Regions from separate parts of the Homo sapiens genome. Here region 2 is linked to region 1. A link is a loop called in an ENCODE intact Hi-C map of the cell type or tissue named here. Cell type or tissue: heart right ventricle. All regions are shown on one strand.

The links. Hi-C counts contacts between places; a loop is a spot of excess contacts. Peaks named below come from ENCODE experiments on the same cell type or tissue, not always from the same donor. Only the 100,000 strongest peaks of a DNase experiment are listed, where the experiment ranks them.
Region 2: it touches region 1 in a loop (2.3-fold over the local background); 6 of 110 quality-filtered maps call a loop at or near these places.

Annotation. Positions count from the first base shown.
Region 1 is chr17:60,047,570-60,055,569 of GRCh38, forward strand. HEATR6 (HEAT repeat containing 6) reads right to left here. Exons shown (of 20, transcript NM_022070.5): 14 at 7,946-8,000; 15 at 3,274-3,408; 16 at 2,011-2,133; 17 at 695-819. Among named protein-coding and RNA genes, the nearest start is that of MIR4737, 8.5 kb to the left of the region's middle. In heart right ventricle, no CTCF peak of the experiment used is centred here; a DNase peak (open chromatin) is centred at 4,589.
Region 2 is chr17:59,951,301-59,959,300 of GRCh38, forward strand. RNFT1 (ring finger protein, transmembrane 1) reads right to left here. Exons shown (of 9, transcript NM_016125.4): 5 at 6,991-7,144; 6 at 5,924-6,082; 7 at 5,188-5,253; 8 at 2,745-2,846; 9 at 940-1,811. The coding sequence ends at 1,677. Among named protein-coding and RNA genes, the nearest start is that of RNFT1, 9.4 kb to the right of the region's middle. In heart right ventricle, no CTCF peak of the experiment used is centred here; no DNase peak of the experiment used is centred here; H3K27ac peaks cover 306 bases.

The sequences.
Region 1 (8,000 bases):
TAGTTCCCCACATAGGAATGTCTCAAAAAAAAAAAAATCTCAAAATGCAGATTTCATGCACAAAAATATTCCCTGAATATAAAAGCCTACAAGCCTAAAGACTAAAACAAATGTTCAGTAATAGAAAAATGGTTAATCATCACACAGTGATAATTATGTAATCATAAATAAGGATTTCTAACAAGTCAATAATAGAATGCTTACACATTTTACATGTTGCTTATACGCTGAAGTGACAAAAAGCAGGACACGTGCACATGAATAACCAGCTACCTCTGGGGAGGGGAACTAAGGTGTCAGGGTAGAAGAAAGGCTTCACACTGAATGCTGCTTTGTACTATCTGGATTTTTTTTAGCCTGTGAATATACTACTTTAAGAAATTTTTTTAAATGCATTTTAAAAGTACAGTAACCATTACTAAGGTTTTGCTTTTATGTTTTCTATAATGTAGACATATTACTTATATCGGCATACAGTATTTTTAATACATATATATCTTAATGCATTCCTAATATATATTAAGAACAGTTTATTAATTTTATTTTCTGAAGGAATATCAAACAAAAAAAGCAGGAAGACTGACTGCATAATATGCGGGAACTACTGCTGATTCTTTCATGGTAGAGATCGAGGACATTCTCTTGGGCCCTCAATCTCAGAAGTCAGCTGGGGAAAGCAAGCTCAGTCACCTACATGTTGACAATCAGAGTGTCTGTCAGGTTGCCCAGGGACCAGGCTGCTTTGGCTCGAACATTCAGAGACTTGTCTTCAAGTGACATCAATATTGCATTTGCTGCGTCTGCAACAAATATGACATCCTGTAACACAAAACAAAACACTGCAGTTACTTTAGCAGGTCATGCTGCTACCTTTGAAATTCTCACTTATTTTCAGATAAAGCTAGAAGCCTTCATGCACATTTCTACTTAGAAATAAAAATTCATCTACTCAATCAATTTACTGTTCTTATATTTTACAATTTGGACACTCAAAAAAATCCCAGGGGAAGCTCCCATAATTTTGGTATGTGCCATGGACACCCGAGGAGCCTATGGATTTTGCTGTTATGAACATCGAATATATAAGCTGGCCTGGGACAGTTATCTGTGAATTCTGTGCTTGGTTGATTTCCGTCTCGGGAAATAATGTTCTGAAAAAGAAATGCATTTCCAAAACACATCCTATGTACTACACATCACTCAGTGAGATAAATGTCACAAGTAAGAGTGAAAGAGGACATTATTTCCTTCTTAGTAAAAACTATGTCAGCTTTCTAAATGATGACTACCACCTGGTAATGACCCATTTCATTTTTATTAGATCATTCATTAATTTAAGCATTTATTGGGTGCCTAAGGTCCCAGGCTGTGTGCTAAGTAATTAAAAATTAAAAATAAATAACATATATATATAATATATATATATATATATATATATATATATATATATGGTAATGCCTTAGTTCATTTATATATATGGTAATGCCTGTAGTTATATATATATTTATGTATAACACTACATATATATATGTAGAGAGAGAGAGAGACAGAGAGTGTGTGTGTGTGTGTGTGTGTGTGTGTGTGTGTCTGGCTCTGCCACCCAGGCTGGAGTGCAGTGGTATGATCTCTGCTCATTACAACCTTCACATCCCAGGCTCAAGTGAGCCTCCCATCTCAGCCTCCCAAGTAGCTGGGACTACAGGTGCATACCACCATGCCTGGCTAATTTTTAAAATTTTTTGTAGAGACAGGGTTTTGCCAAGTTGCCCAGGCTGGTCTCAAACTCCTGAGCTCAAGCAATCCACCCGCCTTGGCCTCCCAAAGTGCTGGGATTACAGGCATGAGCCACCATGCCTGGCCCATGACCATATTTTAGTAGCAATTACAGATATCAGATTACAAAGCAATTTAGTTTCCTTTACCATCCAATGCAGGAGCTCTATATCCACAAAATAGGGGTGTCATGGACTACAAAAGGGGCACAGAAGAGCTAAATAGGCTCACTCTGACCTGTCTGAGACAGGGAAAAAGCACATAGACTCCCAGGGCCCGTGAAGTTGCAGCTTTCACTAAGCGATTCTTGCTGTCATTCAGCCCGAGCAGCACTGTGATGCACAGCATCTGCCTGTCATTCTGCAATGAGAAGGTTGACAAGGGAAAAATGAGAATGAAATAACTACAAGCCAAAGGCTTCCATAAAAGATGTGAAATATCTGTGTCTGAGACCATAATCAGGAGTTGAACACCATTGCGACCTTGAGGCTACCCTGGTAAAAAGCAGGTTCAATTCAGATTCCATAATTATCTGAGCACCCACTTTGTGCAAGACACACACAGCATCTCATCACATTTAACCTTTATTAAAGTTGCCTTCTTTATAGAAGCTCATTTATGTAAATAAGAATGGAGGCAAATGTCACTGAGGACCAAAGAAAAAAAGCAGTCTGAATACTGCTATTCTGAATAGCAGTATTCTGAATGCTTATGCTCCCCCAAAATTCCTATGTTGAAATCTTCACTCCCAGGATGATGGTATCAGGAGGTGGGGCTTTGGGAAGGAGATGAGGTCATGGGAACAGAGCCCTCATGAAAGAGATTAGTGCCCTTATGATTGAGGCCCCAGAAAGCTGCCTGCCCCTTCCACCACCTGAGGACACAGCTCACATGGTGCCATCTGTGAGCCAGAGAGCGAACCCTCCCAAGGCACCAAATCTGTGTCTGTCAGTGACTTGATCTTAATTCCAGCCTCCAGAACTATGAGAAATACATTTCTGTTGTTTAGAAGACACCCAATTTATGGTATTTTATTATAACAGCTCAAACAGACTAAGACAAATACCATATGTGTTGGACAACAAATCTAAGTATTTTCACATACTTGTTATTTTTCACATGACTACCATCTTATTGATGATAATACCAAGTCTTAGAGAGGTTAAGAGTCAGCTAGCAAGTCGAAGAGCTGGGCTTTAACTCAGGCCTTTTAAACTTTGGATATGAAATCTTCCTGAAATCTCTCTGCCTTCCAAGCTTCTTCTACCCTTGCCTCTACCACCTACACTCTCATGCACAGGGGGAAACAGCTTTCCTGATATATTAAGGCTTCAAGTTTTCCTATTTGCTGTTCCCCAGTGCCCTCATCCCCAACTCAAGTAGAACTAGCGCCTTTTCATCAGAGATGATGCTGAATACTGGTTCAAAATGCAAAAGCATCAAATTCTAGCTCTGGTGCTCCAGCCATGATTTAAGGGTGAGAAAACACCCTCACATTACCGGCAGATTGCTGAAGGCCTCTGGCAAGATGGAAGACAGGGCATCACAGGCGCTCGCCTGGAGAGTTGGGTGTTCTGAATTCTGCAGGGCTCTGGGTAAAGGACCGTTCAGCATCATAGTCCAGAACATCACCACCTGGAACGGAGGCAAAGTAAAAGCTGCAGCCCAAGACATAACAGGGGAACCAACTTGGAGCTAAGCCTACCAGAAATGGCCTTAGTGAAACATTTTCCCTTAAAGTAGCAGCTTTCTGTAAGTGTTTTCATTGGTTCTTCTTCCACAGTGATGTAAGGACTTTGGTTTAAGCCTCCCGTTCAACTCCTGTTGATTAGGAGACTGCGGTCTGATAAAGTTACGCAGCAACAGTGATAATAATCAAGAGGAGGCTGAAGATGATGATGACAGTAACAGCAACAGCAGCGGCAGCTAATGTTCTTCAGAGAGCTCATGCCATGCCAGGCATTGCTCTAAGTATTTTACAAGTATCAACTTATTTTATTCCTTGGCACAAATAAATGGGGTCTGTAGCATTATTCCTACTTTTTCACACAAGGAAACTGAGGCACAAAGAGACAATACAACTTGCTAATCTGCAGCAGGGGTGAACTAGAATCCAAATCAGTTGACAGTCGGCTAGGGCTTTTTCAACTACTTTGCAGAGTCTGTGTGATAATAAAATGTAATATTCTGTGTAAGGTTTCTAGTGCAGGGCCTGGTACACAGTGGACACTCTTAAATTGGGCAGTCGGTTCTGTTTTCAGCACTTTGAAGAACTACCTCACTTCACAGCCTCTAAAGTAGCCATGTCAACAGTTTCTTTTCCATGCTTTATACATATCCTGTGATTTCATGTTCATTTGTGAATCTCTGTGGTTTTGGTATGTTTTATTTCTGTTCCATGGACCTAGTCCTGGGTTTTGCTGTGTATGTCATGCACCAGTTCTGTCTTTCTCCTACTTCAGCTCCTGGAAACCCAGTCTGGGTCCTCCCTGCCCCACTCCAGAAGAATGTGGACAAAAAGTGGTTGCCAGTCTCCAGGATGGCACACAATTACAGTCACCTACTAATATTTACACCCTTGTGTAGTCCCCTCCCATACTGAACAGGCTGACCTGTGTAACCAATAGGATTGTTGTGGAAATGACAGCACGAAACCTCCAAAGCTAGGTCATAAAAAGCACCACAGCTCTGTCTTGCTTTCTTTCCCTTGGATCACTTGCTGTGAAGGAAGCTGGCTGCCATGTCAAGAGGATACTCAAGCAGCCCTCTGGAGATGTCCTCATGGGGAGGAAATGAGTTGAGGCCTTCTGCCAGCAGCCAACACTAATTTGCTAGGTCTATGGGTGAGCCACCCTGGAAGAGGATCCTCCAACCCCATCAAGTCTTGCAACCCGTCAGTTGACTGCAACCCTGGGGGCATCTTGATCCCAACCTCATGTGAGAACTAAGCCAGAATCACTCAGCCAAGCCACTCCTAATTCCTGACCCACAGAAACTGTGAGAAAATAAATGTACATTGCTTTAAGCTGCTAAATGCTTAATTTGTTACTCATTAATAGACAAGCAATGTAGAAAACATGACTTTTTTTTTTCACAGATGAACACTACCTGAGTGTGAACAGTTAAGAGGCTTGCCCAAAGTCATCTATCTAGCAAAGGGAGAAGTTTGAATTCAAACCTAGTTCTGTCTGATAACAAAGCTCAACTCACTTCCCTGCACATGTTATATGAAAGCTTTAGTGGCATTCTAAGGCAGGGACTAGGGTTAGAATCTTTAATTCACTGCAAGGATGACAGAAATTGTGAAGGGAAAAGAATAGGCAGAATGCAAAGGGCAGAGGGAGCAAAGACCACCAACACTGAGCTAATTTTGCTTTTAGCACTAAGTAGAAGCCTTTTTTGGTGTGGTCACATGCCCTTCATCCATCTTTGGAACTGGCACAGTGTAGGGGTAGCAGAAACAACCTGAAATCACAGGAATTGAATAGAATCGTGGAGGGGCTGGTGAGGGGCGGCGGGGACACGGGTAACGGAATTACCTCCTATGTGTTAGCATCTTTACATGTCATTTGATTTTTCAACAGCCTTGTGACTGAAGGGTTATGGTTTATTATTCCTTTTTTACAACTAGGAAACCATGCCTATAACCACATATCCATTAAGTGGCTGATATGGTTTGGATGTGTGTCCCCTCCAAATCTCATGTTGACATGTGACCTCCAATGTTGGAGGTGGGCCTAGAGGAAGGTTTTTGGGTGATGCAGGCAGATCCCTACTGAATGGCTTGGTGCTATCCTTGTGGTAATAAATGAGTTCTTACTCTGTTATTCACACGAGAGCTAATTGTTTAAAAGAGCCTGGCATCTCTTGCTTCCTCTCTCGCCATGTGACACACCTACTCCCCCTTCGCCTTCCACCATGACTGGAAGCTTCCGGAGGTCTCACCAGAACTAGATGCTGGCACCATGCTTCTCGTATAGCCTGCAGAACTGTGAGCCAGACGAACCTCTTTGAAAAATAAATTGTCCAGTCTGAGGCATTTCTTTACAGCAGCAGAAAAGAGACTAATACAGAAAATTGGTACCAAGGAATGGGGTGTTGTTATAAAGAGACCTAAAAATGTGGAAGCAGCTTTGGAACTTGGTACTGGGCAGAGGCTGAAAGAGTTTGGAAGGCTCAGAAGACAGGAAGACAAAGGAAAGTTTGGAACTTCTTAGAGACTGATTAAATGGTTGTGACCGAAATGCTGATAGAAATATGGAGAGTGAAAGCCAGGCTGAGGAGGTCTCAGATAGAAATAAAAAAGTTTGAAGAACTGGAGGAAAGGTCACCTTTGTTACACCTTAGCAAACTTGGCTGCATTATGCCCATGTCCTAGGGATTTGCATAAGGTTGAACTTAAGAGTAATGACTTAGGGTATCTGGTGAAAGAAATTCTAAGCATCATTCAACAGGTGATGTGGCAGCTTCTCACAACCTATAGTCGGATGTAGGAGTAAAGGAATGACTTAAAGTTGGAACTTATCATTACAAGGTTAGCAGAGCATAAAAATTTGGAAAACTTGCACCCTGGCCCTGTACTAGAGAAGGAATCCAAGCTCGGAGCAACCACTTGCTAGACAGATTAGCACGACTAAAAGGGAGCCAGGTGCTAACAGCCAAGACTACGGGAAAACAGCCTGGAGGGCATTCTAGAAATCTTTGAGGCAACCCCTCCCATCACACACCCAGAGGCCTAGGAGGAAAGTGGTTTTGGAGGCCAGGCCCAGGGCCCCACTTCCCTGCACAGCCTTGGGGCACTGCTCCCAGCATCCCCAGCCTTGGCTCAAAGGGCCCCAGATACTGCTCGGTTTTCTGCTTAGTGGGTACAGGCTGTAAGCCTTAGCAGTTTCCATGTGGTGTTAAGCCTGCAGATGCACAGAATTCAAATGCGAAGAAGGCTTGGGAGCTTCCACCTAGATTTCAGAGGATTCCCTAAGCCTGGGTGCCCATGCAGAAGCCTGCCACAGGGACAGAGCCCCCACTGAGAGCCTCTACTAGGGCAGTGCCAAAGAGAGATGTGAGGTTGGAGCCCCTACACACGGTCTCCACTGAGCACTGCCTAGTGGAACTCTGGGAATGGGACACAGCCTACACCTAGCAAAGCCAGAAGGGCAAGGCTGCCAGAAGCCTTGGAAGCCCACCCCTTGCACCAGTGTGCACTGGATGCGGGACATGGAGTCAAGGACTATTTTGGAGCTTTAAGGTTTAATGTCTGTCCTGCTGGGTTTTGGATTTGTGTGGGGCTTGTTGCCCCTTTCTTTTGGCTGATTTCTCCCTGTTGGAATGGGACTGTTTACCCAATGCCTGTACCACCATTGTATCTTAAAAATCAGTAACTTGTTTTTGATCTTACAGGCTCATAGGTGGAAGGAACTTGCCTTGAGTCACAGCTGAGACTTTGAACTTTTGAGTGATGCCGTAAAGAGTTAAGACTTTGGGGAACTATTGGGAGGAGGTGACTGTATTTTACAGTGAGAGGAACATGAGATTTGTGGTGGCCAGAGGCAGAATGATATGGTTTGGATGTGTGCCTCCTCAAACCTCATGCTGAAATGTGACCTCTAACACTGGAGGTGGGCCTAATAGGAAGTGTTTGGGTCATGGGGGTGGATCCCTCTTGAATGGCTTGGTGCTGTCCTTGTGGTAATGAGTGAACTCTCACTCTATGAGCTCATACGAGAGCTGGTTGTTTAAAAGAGCCTGGCATCTCCCTCTTGCTTACTCTCTTGCCATATGACATGCCTGCTCCCCCTTTGCCTTCCACCAGGATTTAAAGCTTCCTGGGGCTTCCTCAGAGGTAGATGCTGGCACCATGCTTTTTGTACAGCCTGCAGAACTGTGAGCCAGATAAACCTCTTTTGCATAAAAAACTAGGTTTTATGCAAAAGAAATATTAGTTTTACTATTGCTGGTTATATGTTATACATAAGCCTACCACAAACTAAACTGCAAATAAACTGAAATGTAAAATAAAACCAATTTATACTAGTTTCATGTTTTCCTGGATTATAAAACATAATTTTTGACACTGGAAGAAACCATATCATCTACTCCATTTATCACTGAGCTTCAAAATAAAACTGCAACTGAAGCATTAATAAAAGAAAACTATGAATTGACATTTATTTACCAAGAAGACTGGTGCTCTCTGATCAGGTGCTGCAGTGGAGTCTGGTTTATACTGC
Region 2 (8,000 bases), 96 kb before region 1:
TAAATAGGTATTCTAATAGGGCTGAAGTAAAATGCTATTCTTGTATTTGAACAGGAAGTCATCTTGGCTATCCTTCACAGCCGAATTGTAATCCCACATTGCTTTTCTCACCCATCCTCTGCCGTATACCTAAATAATACAACTATTAGCATCACCACAAAGCCATTTAAATAATATTTGTAGTGGGTCTCAAAGTAGATAACAGAGTAAAATATACTGTAATTGAATATAGTTGTACTTACAACCTGGTAGTATTTACCTGGAGAGAAAAAAATGGTACAGGCTTCCTAATGTTTGTTTGTCAATTTGGATGGCTGTACAGTCATGGAAGTGCCTTCTATAACCAGTTGGTCAGTTTGCTAAACTAAACAATTCATTTGCTAGTTTAGCTTTTGTCTTATCAGTACAGCAAATCTGTTTTCTACCTCTGCTTCCTAAGTTCTTTCTACCACCTTTTCCTCGACTACAAACTGATAGATGTACTCTAAACTTGGATATAAGCACTAGCAGCCCTTCAGACATGTTTTAGATTTCAGATTCCTCCTTAGAGGTAACAAGGGGAGAAAGTGCTTCATTCTCTTTTCTAGCACCCTGCACAAATACCTAGAGGCGAACAAACCACACTATCAAAACCTCATGACCACCTCTCAGTGCGAGCTTCAATCTTCCAATTGATGGTGATTCAAGCATAAAATTCCAAAACTTTTATGGAGAAGACTAATTATAAGGGCAATTTTTTATAAGATTTTAGGGCATCTGTCTTGAAACTTTTTTCTTTTAAATAGAGATGGGATGTTGCCCAGGCTGGTCTTGAACTCCTGGGTTCAAGCAGTCCTCCTGCCTCTGCCTCCCAAAGTGCTGGGATTACAGGTGTGAGCCACCATGCCTGGCCATTTGTCTTGTTTTCTATACTATTCAAATCATCAAGTAAGCCAGCTGTTTATAATCCACATGAATTATTTTAATAGTTACTTCGAGATACTCCATGGTACTATACAAAAAGCATGATCATGAACATTAAAGCTGATGGCAGGAAGAATTTATGACGTCCAGAGACAAAATGAATTTAAATCATTTATTTTCACTTATTACTAATCTTACTACAGAGAATAATACAATACTATAATGTATCATCCTCAGTAAATTAATCTTCACTTAGAAAATGTTACTGATAAAATACAACATTTAGAATTTTCATTTAAAAATACAAATTTTATGAAAATATTAAGAATTTTTAGGATGGGAATTATAAAAGTCAATGCTGAACAAAATTCTACTTTTAGATAGTATGTATCTTAAAATATTATGAAAAATATTCTTTATTCTGAAAACAATGTCAGGAAAGAATACCTGAGTTCTCTAAAACCACTAGTTCTAATTTCAAATTGCTGTTTTGGTAACATAAAGAAAACACATTTACAATTTAACACTGCAGTTACCTGTCAAATAATTAGAATAGAATAAATGTTGCATATACATTAGGTTGAACATTATATATATTTTAAAACACAGGGTGGTTTCATTTAATCTTTTGGTGAATTGGATCATAAGTCCTACATTCTAAAACCATCTGGAAACATTTTTCTGGTAGCCCTGAAAATCCATTCTGATGCCTTATCAGTAGTCATTATGACCAAATGACATTAGTATTTTGTGGCCTTGATAGTTTATACAACTTAATATATTTGAAGGTGTGATGAAGTGGCTCCATCCTTCCATTTGTTTATATGGTCTGAAATCACAGTTCTGCAGAGTGGACATGTTTTCTCTCTGTTAAACCATAAGGTCATGCACTCTTCACAAAATATATGCTGTAATGGAATTAAGAATTAGATTTGATATTTGATAATCATTTTAAATCCATCACATTGTAGGGAATGAAAGGGATTCTTTTTTTTTTTTTTTTGAGATGGAGACTGAAGTCTTGCTCTGTCACCCAGGCCGGAGTGCAATGGCACCATCTCGGCTCACTGCAACCTCCGCCCCCGACTGGTTCAAGTGATTCTCCTGCCTCAGCCTCCCAAGTTGCCGGGATTACAGGTGACCACCACCACCATGCCCAGCTAGTTTTTTTATTTTTAGTAGAGACAGGGTTTCACCATGTTGGTCAGGCTGGTCTTGAACTCCTGACCTCAGGTGATCCACCCACCTCAGCCTCCCAAAGTTCTGGGATTACAGGCGTGAGCCACTGTGTCCAGCCTGAAAGGGATTTTGAAGAGCACTAATCCCCTCATTTTACAATTGTGAAAATGGAGAACGTATGAGACATTCAAGAAGACAAAGAGCAGTATGATTGGTAGAGCCACTAGTGTTCTGGCTGTACCATCCATTTAACCATAAAAGCTATCCTTAGGTGACACCTTTAAGATTAAGTATGATAACTGCTTAAGGTCTTTGAGTTACTAGTAACTGCCATAAAGTATAGGAAAGGGCCACAATCCAGTAACAAATGTCAGTATTGTTCTACATGGCTAGTATCCAATTATAAAATAGCCTGTTTTTTAATCACTTTGGTATTCAATCTGCCAGTTGAATTATTTTTTCCCCTTCATACGCTCCTCTGCATAAAAATTATCAGAACATAAGGGACAAAACTTAGCCAATCCACTAGTATGTACCCTGAATGCTACCTTCCACTAAACACTAGATTTTTTTTTTTTTGCCTTACAGCAAACATAAATTTGACTTTTGCAAGTCACAGAGAACTGTTGTATTTAGGTTTTTAAATTTAAAAATGTAATTACCTGACAAATGAGAAGAATTGGCTTCTGAAATTCAGCTTGACATATTGAACAAATATCATCCACATCTGAACACTGTCTCTTGCTGGCAGCCACTCCATAACTCTATGAAGATAGTAAGTTCTGTTCATCTACAAATTTCTTTCTTTCCTGTTCCTCAAATTACATAAGTAATGCTGTACTTCTCAAATCTCCCTGGAACCAGGCATTTGAAAAACTTCCCAAAGGATACAAACATCTCAAAGCTGAGCCATATACAGAACCACCTCTTGAGTGCACCAAAATGAAATCATTAAATAATACATAATAGGATTTTGAAAGATTGTTAGATCTACTAGCTTTACAAAGGATGATAGTGCTTCAAATTCAACATAACTGGCTTAAGAGACTAAGCAATCTGAAATGTAACTATTATAAAATCTATAGCCATGTATTATTTGACCCAGGACTGCCAAATTGAGCTTATTACCTGCAGCAGTGGTTCATAAAGTCAATCCAGCCAGAGGTTGGCTGGTTGAATGTAACTCATGTGGAAAGCTTGCTTTAAAAATAGATTTCTCTGTTCCACACAATATCAATTCACTAGGACCAGACATATTGGGATGTGACCCAGTAATCTATTATTTGAAAGGTCTCCAAGTGAGTGCAATATGAAGAAGACTTAGGGACCACTGAAGAATTTTCTGCCACTAGGTCTAAAAATTATTCGAAATTATAAAAAGCATTTAGTGCTAAACATAAAAAAGTTTTACGGAGAAACTGCAACTGTAAATGTCGCTTTGGTAGAATAACTACTGTCAAAACTAACTGAACAAAAATGCAATTATTTGAATTTTCTTCTCTTCTAATGTCCTAATAACAAGTTACTCGTCTCTAAGATTTTAACCTCCTCACCAGATTCAGAACTTAGTCATTAACTAGATGTGATGTCAATAACCCTCAGTGAAATTTGGAGAAATCAAAATGTTACAAATGAAACCTGCTTTCTGTAGAAATGATGGGGAAGAGGTAACTAAAGAGATGTAAGAACACCCAAGTCAGTCACGGTCATGAGGGTAAAGCATGACTTAACATAGCTGAAGTTATCTAAACTTCTTGTACTAAAACGTCTCAGGCTAACAACATCAAAATCAAAGTAAAACTCAAAGGATAAAGATATTAAAAATTGAGGTTTTTTGAAACTGGTAATAAAGATTTCAGAAATAAGTCAGGATACTGTTAGATGATCTTGGTGTCAATTTCCCTTCAGTAAGGTGTCATTTAGCAAAGTACATTTGCAGATAATTATGCTGACAAGCTTTTAAGACGTTACTCATCTGGCATCTTGGAGACTCCCTCTCCAGATAGTAACTGCCATTTCCCTGGTAAAGGAGACTTGAACAAATCCAAGTATTGATGACTGATATCCTCTCTGTAGTTTGTCTCAGAGAAAGAATATCAGGGTATTTTCTTGAGAGTATTTCGGCACAAATCTTACAAGACCAATTATAGTAAAATGGTTGATGCTCACATAATCATCAGTTGAACTGACTTGGACAAAGCTGAACTCTCTGAATTTTATTATGTCTTGTCTAGAGAAACAAGCTTGCATAGGATGTAGCAAAGTTTGTTTCTACATTGCTAACTCTATCTTAGGGAAAAGGCCCTGGCCAGTTAGTCTCGTTTACTTTGTAGACATAATTCTTTTTTTATTTTTACGGTATATTATTCGGTTGGCATTCTTTTAAGTCAGTCTCCTTGGGCCCTGATGAAATGACTGCAAAATTGAGAATCAAACCCTGAAGTCTGCTGACCACACATAGGTACTAGGAACCTTTCAGGCTACTAAGTGGTAAATTAGGGTTCTCTATGACATCCTTTCACTGCAATTTGCAACATCAATAGAATCACACAATAATGTTATAAATGACACCAGAGACTCAATTAATTGTTAAATTTCATGCCATGAACGTATTTATGCACATATAATTGAGCAATGGGGAAATCTGCTCCAGTAAGAAAACTGCAAGAGACATGATTTTTGGCAGTGAGCTTTCTAAACAATAAATTACAATGGAAGGATTTTCACAGGTGAATAAGGAGTTAATAGGAACAAACAAAGCCCCCATTTGTGGATTAAAAAAGAGGAACACAATTTCATAAGATTGTTAAGGGTTTACAAGCCTTAAAAATGTCCAGTGGATTGAAGAGGCAAGAGACAAGTTCAAATATATAAGCACTGCAACAATTAGCAGGTGGTTGTCAATGTGTGATTCAAGAATCTGATCACAGAGATAAAACTCCTAAATTATTATAGCCCCAAGTGCCAAAGTACTAGAAAATAATCAAAGTAAAAGAAAAGGATCATCTATTTATGAAATCCATTCTTGTAAAACTGCTGAACTAAAAAAATTTTTGCAGTGAAGAAAGGTGAAGGTGTTTTTCTTAACTGATAAAAAGTACTTACTGGTTGTGTAAAAAATATTCGTAAAACCTGTCTGAAAGTTCTCAGATGCCCAAAAAATTCCAAAAGCTGAAAAGAGAAATAAGAGATCATTTATTAATTCAAACAGTCCTATTTGCTAAACCCAAAAACCAAAGCTGAAATCCCATAACATCAAATCCTCATATTAACTTAATGTTCATTATATGTCACATCTAATCATTTTGTGCTGAGTATTTTATTCAATTTATAGATTTGAGCCATCTCAGCAAGCTGAAGTACATTTAAACACCTAGAGTAACAATTTGATCAAGACAAATACAACTATGTCAAAGTCAAAGCAATTTTATCTGATTCACCTGTTTTTAACATTTAGATTTTAAAGTTTCATAAAGTGATTATTAGGTTGAGGGGTGCAGGCATGGAGAGAACAGGACAAGATACTCTACTAGTTTAAGAATTATGTGTATGACAATGTTACTGTTGAGGATGGGTATGTTCTATTCCACTTGTTTTCCCTACTTAGATAATCCACGCTATGTGAAGGTCGACTCCCCTTCCCTCCAGTGAAACCTGAGGACCGCTGGATTAAGATAGTCTATTTCCGTTTCTCCATTTCTAAACAAATATAGAACCTGCTATTACTTCAAACTAGTGATATGAAGATAAACTATAAAACTGTTAAAAGAGGAAAACAGTAGTATGTATCAGTAATCATTAATGTGAATCATGCAGTGACAAGATTTGTAATGTTACCTACTTTTAATATGAGGTAGAGTAAAGCCAGCAGTATCCCAAGACTCCATCTAGTTACGTTACCAAACTCCCCATAGCTTATAAGGTAGCGAAACCAAACTGGTATGGGAACAAAAGTTCGGTAGTATTGACACAATTCTTCTAAAAGCATATACCAGTAACCCTAAAAAATAAGAAGAAAACAAATAGAGCTACCCAAACTACTTAACTACATAGCACAAACAATATTAGACTGAGAACACTGAGTATATTATACAATAATATAAATAACTATAAAATTAATCTTCATAATGATTATGACTGAACCTCAAGCTGGTTCTCACATATTACAGTCACTGAGTGGCCTGCTTTGAAAGAATTTCTAGGTTGGACGCAGTGGCTCCCAGCACTTTGGGATGGGCAGATCACCTGAGGTCAGGAGTTCGAGACCAGCTGGCCAACATGGTGAAACCCCGTCTCTACTAAAAATACAAAAATTAACTGGGTGTGGTGGTGGGCACCTGTAATCCCAGCTACTCAGGAGGCTGAGGCAGGAGAACTGCCTGAACCCAGGAGGCGGAGGTTGCAGTGAGCCAAGATCACACCACTGCACTCCAGCCTGGGCAACAGAGCGAGAGACAATCTCAAAACAAAACAAAACCAAAAAAAAAGATACAATGAGAATGTTTTATGTATACTGCAAGTAAAACCTATGTGAGTATGTTTTTGCTGATTATAAGAATTTAAAAGTTTTTAGTGCATATGGGAAACCACTGAATAATTGTACATAGTCAACTGTCAATTGATAATGCCCTGGAGAACAGAAGTACACATCTAAATAGTTTCCCACATATGATGTGGGGACTGATTTTAAAATTATTCTGAAGCAAATATAATTCTGATTTTATCCAAATAGGTTAATAATCAGGTTCAAGTGCCTGAACAAATGGTTGCTAAGCTGAAATAATACAGATAATTAAGCTAGTTAGCAAACTGAAAAACTGCAAAAGGAGGATTCATTTAAACAAAGACTAAATAGCATTAATGTGATTCGATAACATCACTCCAATAAAGCATAAGTGAGTTTCTTACCTTAGATTTAAAAGGCATGATGAAAGAAGGCACCAATAAAATAAGGCATTTTAAGCCCATGAAAAAGAATTTCAGAATGAAGTCTGTAATTCCAACAATCCAAAATACTTCCCAGAAGCTCAAATGGTCCAAAGTAGGATTTAAAAAAATTAAGCTACCAAAAGAAAAACATCAAAATTTATCAGAGCAACATACAAAGATAAAGTATTAATAAAGGGTTTTAATTTGCTACAAATATTTTATTTTGATATGTAAAAAATATGAGTTTGGCAGGATGTCAGAGTTCACAATAATGGAATGGAGGATCATTTTGCTTAAAGAGACTTTTTAAACCTGTTTGGATTTTAGATCTTCCCTTCATAGAATAAGGAAAAAGTCTTCACGGTTTGTCATAGTTGACACCTTTCTAGCCTGTAAATGAAAAAAACTCATCAATACCAGACATCTGCTGTGTTTTTCTTAACCAATTCCAATCAGGATTCCATCTCTTCCTTTCAATGAATTGCTTGTCAAGATCATCAACTCCCTCTGTATGGCTAAATTTCAAGGTCACTCTCTTTTTCCATCTTCCCTCCCTGAATAATTTTCTTTCTAGACTTTTAACACAACACTTTTCTATTTCTCATATTTCACTGCTGGTTTCTTCTTAGTCTCCTTTGCTGTTTCTCTTCTAATTGTGGTCATGTCCAGTACTGGGCTCTCTATCTACACTCTCTTTCCTGGGTTAGTTTTGTCCAGTCCTGTGGTTTTTAAATATCAACCATATGCTCCTGATACCAAAATTTATTGCCTTAACCTCTACCCTGAGTTCATGACATATATTTGGAACCACTTTCTTATCAATTCTACTTAGCCTCTCAAACTTAACATGTTCAAAACAAAATTATTGATTTTTCTCCTCAAAATCAGTTCCTTCCTCAACCCAATGAAATGACACCACCATCCAGCCAGCTGCTTAGACTAAAAACCCAGAGGTCATTCTTGCTTCTCTCCACCCACCTATCCAATCC